Regions from separate parts of the Homo sapiens genome. Here region 1 is linked to region 2. Evidence: chromatin loops called from intact Hi-C (ENCODE). Cell type or tissue: ascending aorta. All regions are shown on one strand. Each heading gives the region's core, and the rest is flanking DNA. Links, peaks and the distances in the headings are about the cores only.

Evidence for each region. Peaks named below come from ENCODE experiments on the same cell type or tissue, not always from the same donor. Only the 100,000 strongest peaks of a DNase experiment are listed, where the experiment ranks them.
Region 1: it touches region 2 in a loop (2.0-fold over the local background); 3 of 110 quality-filtered maps call a loop at or near these places.

What each region holds. Positions count from the first base shown.
Region 1 is chr7:2,640,064-2,644,127 of GRCh38, forward strand. All of the region lies in intron 1 of TTYH3 (tweety family member 3), which reads left to right. Among named protein-coding and RNA genes, the nearest start is that of TTYH3, 10 kb to the left of the region's middle. RefSeq lists enhancers at 984-1,123, 1,074-1,745, 1,746-2,417 and a silencer at 1,564-1,803. In ascending aorta, for the core only: no CTCF peak of the experiment used is centred there; a DNase peak (open chromatin) is centred at 1,698; H3K4me3 peaks cover 1,431 bases; H3K27ac peaks cover 1,724 bases.
Region 2 is chr7:2,486,697-2,490,760 of GRCh38, forward strand. No RefSeq gene overlaps it. Among named protein-coding and RNA genes, the nearest start is that of GRIFIN, 12 kb to the left of the region's middle. RefSeq lists an enhancer at 490-1,374. In ascending aorta, for the core only: no CTCF peak of the experiment used is centred there; a DNase peak (open chromatin) is centred at 1,745; H3K4me3 peaks cover 557 bases; H3K27ac peaks cover 1,413 bases.

The DNA.
Region 1 (4,064 bases), core at 670-3,169, 150 kb after region 2:
TGGCTCCAGGACACGGGCCCTATGTCTTCGCTTCCCTCCCTGCTCAGGGCAGACCCGCAGCAGTGTCCAGCCGAGGAGCGAGCAGCCGTGGCTGGAATGGCAGGGTGGTGGGATCGTGGCCACTGCCTGTGGCTGGGGCTGGAGGCTGCATCGGGCCAAACTTCTCATCAGAGTCCCTGTGAGCACCCCCCAGTGGGCCAGGGCCTCCTCAGCCCAGCCACGCGCCACGGTAGCCCACAGGTTGGTGGCACAGAGCGGCGTGTGGGTCCGTGGCGCAGGGTAGCGGGGTGGGCAGCTGCTCCCAGGCGTGTGCATGTAGAGCAGCCGCCTGTGTGTGTGTGGGGGGGGACGTGTGTTCCATAGGCCGGCCGTGACTTGCTGTGCACCCTCCCGAGTGGCATGCTTCCTCACACGCTGCCAGGCCCAGGTCCTGCCACCAGGTGCTCCGGGAGCCACCAGGATGCCCAGCAGCAGCCACCTGTGCAGGTGGCAGGCAGTGTGCCCTGCCCTGCTGTCATGCATGGCCCTCCCACCTTGGCAGCCTGGTGTGGTGTGGCCTGTGCTGGCGCTGAGCCTGGCATTGCGTTGGGGGGTGCCTGTGTCTGTGTGGCTGATGGGAGTCACGTCCAGACAGGGCCTGGAGGCAGAGTGGGCATGGCCAGGAGGCCGCGGCAGGCGTGGGGCACAGGCCTCACAGCTGCTCGTGCACGTCGTCTGCTCAAGTGCCCCGTGGGCCGTCCTAAGGCCTTGTGGCTCACTGGGCCCTCCCTTCTCCAAGCAGGGCTGGGTTGGGGCCACCCACCTGTGCAGGCAGCCAGGTCAGGTTGGGGGTCTCGCCTTACAAGTGCGGAGCCAGCCGAGGTTCACACAGAGCAAAGGCTGCAGCACCGGGTTTGGGCCTGGGTCTCTAATATCCTGGGGACATCCTGGAGGAGATGGCCTGTGTATGGGGACAATGGGGCTTCCCTGAAGGGGAAGGCTCCAGGCCCAGGGACAGCATATGCCTGGGTGTAGAGGCCACAGAGCCCTGCCCCGAGCCACACCCCAGCCCTGCCCGCTCCTCACCAGCCAGTGCCCCAGGCATCCCTGCCAGGCCAGGGAGGTCTTGCTCTGGCCCAGGGTATACTGGGATCCTATCGGTAGCAACCTGATCTGGGACAGAGTAAGGCTTCAGGCCCCGGCTCTCTGGCTGGCTGGGTGTTTCCAGAGTTGGTGGGGTTTTGGGGGCTGCATTTTGGGGGCTGCGGGGCAGTCGGGGGAGTCTGGGCTCACGGTGGGAGGGGGCATCCCCCATGGATGCCGTCTGTGGCTGTGGGGCTGCAGGGGCTTGGAGAAGGAGGGGGTGGCCCAGGGCCGAGACCAGGAGCCCTAGGGTGGGGGCAGGGGGACTGAGGCTGCAGGAGGGGGTCGCCCCCAGCCCCCTTGGCACATGTGTGGCAGTTGAGTCCTCTCCGTGTGCTCCGCGGAACCCAGCGTGCAGTTTTCGCCTCGCCTGACCGAGCCCTTACATCACTTCCACCACAGACGGAAAATTCCATTTGGTCAGAGCCCAGCTGCTGATCAGACAGTTCCCATTCTTTCTCTGAATGGGCCAGGGAGGGGCGGAGGGGCCGCCAGCCCGGTGGAGAGAGGTGGCTGGGCCACCGTAGGAATGCCGCTGGCCCGGTGCCCCGCAGGAGACCGTCTGCTGGGAATCTGGCTTCGGGAAGTGGGTGCAGAGGCCAGGCTGGCCACGGCACGCTCCCCGCAGACAGCTGGGCTCAGGCCTGGCGCGTTGGGTGCCGGGGCTCTGACGTGGGATGAAGCAGCTGCCCGGTTTGCTGAGCACCCTGACACCCAGGCTCTGCATGCTCGCAGTGGTGGGCTGGGACCCGGGCAGCCCAAGTGGGCTCCCTTTGAGGGAGGCGCCATCTCCTTCCTCAGTTGGGGGAAGCCAAGTGAGGCTGTCCTGGCAGGGGCCCCGAAGCCTGGCCTCTGGCCCCCAGGGGCTGAGGAGCGAGGCTCCGTTTGCAGCTGGCCCCATCCAGGCAAGAACAAGAGAAAGCTGCCTCAGCCAATCGCGGTGCTCACACCTGTAATCCAGCACTTTGGGAGGCCGAGGCAGGTGGATTGCTTGAGCCCAGAAGTTCAAGACCAGCCTGGGCAACATAGCCAGACCCTGTCTTTACAAAAAATTTTTTTAAAAATTAGGGCAGAGGCCAAGCACAGTGACTCATGCCTGTAATCCCAGCACTTTGGGGGACCGAGATGGCAGATCACCTAAGGTCAGGAGTTCAAGACCAGGCTGGCCAACGTGGTGAACTCCCCGTCTCTACTAAAAATACAAAAATTAGCCAAGTGTGTTGGTGCATGCCTCTAGTCCCAGCTACTCAGGAGGCTAAGGTAGGAGAATCACTTGAACCTGAGAGGTGGAGGTTGCAGTGAGCCGAGATCATGCCACTGCACTCCAGCCTCAGTGACAGAGACTCTGTCTCAAAAAAAAAAAAAAAAAAAAAAGAAAGAAAGAAAAAGAAAATTAGCCAGGCGTGGTGATATGTGCCTGTGGTCCAAGCTACTTGAGAGGCTGAGGCAGGAGGATCACTTAAGCCCAGGAGGTTGAGGCTTCAGTGAGTGGTGATCGTGCCACTGCACTCCAGCCTGGGCCACAGAGCAAGACCCTGTCTCTAAAATAATTTTTTTCTTTTCTTTTTTTTTTTTTTTTTTAAATCGTAGACTTGGGCTGGGTGTGGTGGCTCACGTCTGTAATCCCAGCACTTTGGGAAGCTAAGGCGGGCAGATCACCTGAGGTCAGGAGTTTGAGACCAGCCTGGCCAACATGGTGAAAACCCATCTCTACTGAAAATACAAAATTAGCCAGGCATTGGTGGCGGGTACCTGTAATCCCAGCTACTTGGGAGGCTGAGGCAGGAGAATGGCTTGAACCTGGGAGGCGGAGGTTTCAGTGAGTCGAGATCACACCACTGCACTCCAGCTTGGGCATCACCAGTGAAATTACATCTCAAAAAGAAAAGGCTGGGCACGGTGGTTCACGCCTGTAATCCCAGCACTTTGGGAGGCCGAGGCGGGCAGATCATGAGGTCAGGAAATCGAGAGCATCCTGGCTAACACAGTGAAACCCTGTCTCTATTAAAAATACAAAAAATTAGCCAGGCTTGGTGGCGGGTGCCTGTAGTCCCAGCTACTTGGGAGGCTGAGGCAGGAGAATGGCGTGAACCCGGGAGGCGGAGCTTGCAGTGAGCTGAGATGGCGCCACTGCACTCCAGCCTGGGCGACAGAGCGAGACTCTGTCTCAAAAAAAAAAAAAAAAAAATCGTAGAGTCCCCGGTACTCCAGCTCCTGTGCTGCCTTTTCTGTTTTTCTCAGCGTCTCTCACCATCCAGCAGGCTTCACAGTTCACTTACGATGATGCTGAGTGCCTGTGTTCCCTCACCACCCTGCAGGCGGCGCCAAGGGCAAGGGTGCCTGGTGCTTAGCAGCCTCTCCCCACCGGGCATGGGCGTCCCCTGCCCACTGCCCCTGGGCATCAGCCCTCTGCACCAGGGCAGTGCCATCTGAGGGACGGGCTTGCCTCGCCCAGATCCTGTTTGGCCAGGGCTTATCTCGCTCTGCCTCCGTTTTCTCATCTGGCAAGTGGGAGTGGGTGGCTCTGGCGCCGCTGAGGAAGTGATCTGGACCTGGAAGCCCTTTGATGTACGCTGATGCCCCGAGCTCTGGGTGGACATGCCAGGCCGGTGGCTGCGGAGGTCACACCTGTTTAGGCTCTGCGTAATGCGTGTCTGGGATTGACCTGCTCTTCCAGTCCCCAGCTCCTCACCCCAGGAGGAGTTTCCCTGCGAGGCTGTGAGTCCCAGATGTGGGGTGCAGTACAGACAGGCCCTCCTAGAGTCATGTCCCACCGGAGCACAGGGTCGGGGGAGCGAGGGTGACTCCAGCCAGGGACTGGGGAGGCCTCTGCAAGTGGAGAGCAGAGGGAGGGCTCGCTGGAGGAGTCTGACCAGCCCGGGGCCAAGATGCGGCTGGTTGACATGGCCCCCAGGCCATGGGAGCCCAGGGGAGGCCCTGTG
Region 2 (4,064 bases), core at 764-3,263:
TCCACCTCCTGGGTTCCAGCAATTCTCCTGCCTCGGCTTCCTGAGTAGCTGGGATTACAGGCCTGTGCCACCATGCCTGGCTAATTGTTATATTTTTAGTAGAGACAGAGTTTCGCCATGTTGGCCAGGCTGGTCTCGAACTCCTGACTTCAAGCAATCCACCCACCTCGGCCTCCCAAATTGCTGGGATTACAGGCGTGAGCCACCTTGCCCGGCTGAGTCATATTTCTTTCTTTCTTTCCTTTTTTTTTTTTTTTCTTTTGAGACAGAGTCGTGGTCTGTCATCCAGGCTGGAGTGCAATGACGAGACTTCGGCTCACTGCAACCTCCACCTCCCTGGTTCAAGAGATTTTCCTGCCTCAGCCTCCCGAGTAGCTGGGATTACAGGTGCCCGTCACCACACCCGGCTAATTTTTGTATTTTTAGTAGAGACGGGGTATCACCATGTTGGCCAGGCTGGTCTCAAACTCCTGGCTTCAGGTGATCCACCCGCCTTGGCCTCTCAAAGTGCTAAGGTTACAGGCGTGAGCCACCATGCCCAAACTTGTGTCATGTTTCTATCAGACGGTGCAGGATGAAGATGATGGGTGGGGGGAGGGAGGGAGGGAGAACTGGAGCAGAATGTGGGGTGGGAGTGGGAGGCTCTTGGGCTCTTGAGGGTGACCCAGGACAGGACGCTGGAGGAGGAATGCTGGCACAGGGACAAAGCATGGTGAGATGGGGGTGCTTAAGGAGCAGGAAGGAGATCCGTATGGCCAGAGCAGGGGGTGCAGAGAGGATGGGGTGAGGGACATTGTGGGGTGGGTCCGAGGCCATGAGAGAGACAGGCTGGGGCTGGACGCCGTGGGGTCCTCCAGCATCCCTCAAAAGGCAGGACCCAGATGCCCAGGCCTGGGGAGTGGTGTGGGAAGGAGCTGGTCGGGGTCTGCTCCCACCCCTAATCCTCATGGGGCAGACCGTGGCCCACACAGCCGGAAACCCCTGCCCCACCTGGGACTGGGAAGTCAGGGCCCAGCTTTTCCACACCAGCTTCTGCAGAGACATGCAGCTGGGCTGGCCTCGAACTCATGCTCCTGCCAAGGCTGCGGGGAAAAGACCCAGGGGAGCCATCAGCTCCCAAAATAACTTCACACCAGCTCCAGGACAGCTGTGGAGGGTGGAGGAGCCCAGCCCAGAGCTGGGAGCACTGCCAAGTCCTGGGGAGGGTGGGCCTGGAAATGGATGGAGAGAGGGGGGCACGCAGAGAGGGCCAGAAGAAAACAAGGGATGTGGAGACAGGTATCCTCACCTGGAGAAACAGTCTGGGGGAAGGAGGGGAGAGGGACCCCCCAGTGAGTACAGGTCGCCAGTACTCCCTTAAGAGAGGCCTCTGCCGGACGCGCCCCCTCTCCCCCGCCCCCAGCCAGGAGGCCCTGCAGAGAGAGAGAAGACAGTGTCCCCAAGCCGGGGTCAGAGGGATGAGCCTCGGCAGGGATGGGGCCCCCACGGTGTCCAGAATCCCAGGAGCCCTATCTGACCAGGTTGGGCCCCACAGAGGGCCCATCTCCCAGCACCCCTGTTTTCCCAGAGGAGAAACTGAGGCTCAGAGAGACGGGGGAGTTAATCTGAGGAACCACAGCATGGCTGTCAGGCGAGGGCACAGCTTGGCCAGGCAGTCTTCCCCCATGCCCTGCACACTTGGTCACCACTAATTCAGCTGGCCAGCAGGCTCCGATAGAATGTTCCACCCACTCCTTGGGTCCCCAGGGCATTGGGAAATGTCCTCAGCGTAGCATGGCCAGCCCTGGGCAGAGCTGGTGGAGTTTCCCCAGCCCGAGGTGGTCAGGGGGCAAGGGAGAGCCGGGAAGGCTGGCAATGACGAAGTTGGGGAAGGTGAGGAAACTGAGGCAGAGAAGGAGCTCCCAGGGAGCCTGGCTGTCCCGTCTTCAGGCCCAGGCCCAGGGGAGGCTGGGAATTTAGGAGCTGGAGGTATTCTTCTGAGAGGAAAGCATTTTTGATGCAAGAAGCTTTATCCAGTTCTACACGAGCCAGTCATCTCCTTCATGTATTCAAGCAACATTTACGAATCGGTCACCGTGCCCTGGGAGCTGGGAGGCCACAGAGAACCACGACAATCTGGACCAAAAAAAACTAACAAGGACCAAAGCTCAGAGGGGGTTGGGGCCAGCCTGAGCCCACTGGCTGTGGAGGGGGCTGTCTGGCAGGCAGGGAGGTGGGCAGCCCGATGATGGGGCTGGAGTTGGGGGTCAGGGGCCAGGGGCTGGCCTGGAGTCTGCATGGGTCAGTGTCAGGGCGGGGTCTGCAGGGCCTCCCGTGCCCCCAGCTCACCCCTGCCCGGAAAGAGAGGCACTTCCTTCTGAAAGCCTTAAGCATCTGCTGAATGACCCACATTGCTTGCTCCCCGGTGCTAACTTTTTGCCACGTGTTTTTCAGGATAGAAAATATAAGCAATGAAAAACCGTGTGTGTTTAACTCAGGTATTGGATGGAGGGCCTTCTACAAGATGGGATGGGGACACTTGAGTGAGGGCCAAGTTCAAGAAGAAGAGACAGTCTCAAAGGAGAGCCTCACAATCAACGAAAAAAGAAGAGAGAAGACAGAGTGAGCCTGAGGTATCCAAGGGCGCAGCTGACCAGGGAGGGGGCAGGCTGGGCCCAGGCAGGTGTCTGTGGTGCTAGAAGACACCTGCCCCATGAGCCAGAGGACACTGGGCCCAGGACAGAGCCCAGAGCCACCTTCAGGGGACAGGAGAGGGCCTGGAGGAGGGGTGGGAGAAAGGTGGGCTTGTGGCTGGGTGCAGTGGCTCACGCCTGCAATCCCAGCACTTTGGGAGGCCGAGGCGGGTGGATCACCTGAGGTCAGGAGTTCGAGACCAGCCTGGCCAACATGGTGAAACCCTGTCTCTACTAAAAATACAAAAATTAGCCAGGCATGTTGGCGGGCATCTGTAATCCCAGCTACTAGGGAGGCTAAGGCAGGAGAATCGCTTGAACCCTGGAGGGAGAGGCTGCAGTGAGCCGAGATTGTGCCACCGCACTCCAGGCTGGGTGACAGAGTGAGACTATCTCAAAAAGAAAAAGGAAAGAAAGAAAGGTGGGCTTGTGCGCCAGGCTGGGAGCCAGGCAGAGGGTTCTGGGCGCTGACTGCCCAAGGAAAATGGTGTGAGAGGTGCTGGCACAAGGCCTGGGAGGGGATGCTTGGATTTAGCAACGAGAGGTCCTCAGAGGGCATGGAGTGAGTGGGCAGTGAGGAAACGGGGACCCTTCCTCCCCCTTTCACCCCCCTTTCCTGTCTCCCTCGGTCTCCACCCTCTCCACCCACCATCCCAGGACCCTGCGCTCTGGGGGCAGAGCAGACACAAAGAGGGGCTCAGGGGCTGGAGTCTGGCTGCCACTCACCCTGGCCCCCAGGGCCACCAGGGGCCACCCCCACCCACCCGCTATCCCCGCTCCAACTGCTGCTCCCACTTCCCTCGGCCGGGACGGGACACAAGAGTCTTTCAAAAACATTTCCTTTGCAAAATAATCCTTCCAAAAATGTTTTTGGAAACGGACTCCTGATCTGAACAGGAAGACGTTAATTATGGTCCCTCCCCAGAGGGGCAGGGGGAGGAAGCCTGGTGGTCGAAACAGGAGCGGGGGCCAGGACAGCCCCAGCCCACACCCAGCCTCAGCCTCCTGCCCCCCAGGCCCCTGGGCCCAGCCCCTCCACCCACAATGGGGAGACAGAGACTTAGGGAGGGCCAGCGACATGGCCAAGGTCACAGGTCAGAAGCTGAGCAGGGTGGAGTCTTCTACTTCTGCTGCCACGTGGCATCCGTGCGAGAGCGTGGCGAGGCGTTGTGCATTCGTGTGTCTCTGTGCCTTTGTGTGCAGGAGTGAAGGTGGGGCGGGGGCAGGCAAGGAAGCTCCCAGGGTCCACAGCCTCCCCAGGCCTGACTTCCTCCCCCAGCAGGCCACTTTCCCCTGGTGCCCAGGTGTTGGCCGGACTCCGACTACAGCAAGGAGGAAGGAGACAGGGCTGAGGACCTCCCTTTCTGCTGCTGCTCTTAAGCGCCAACCACC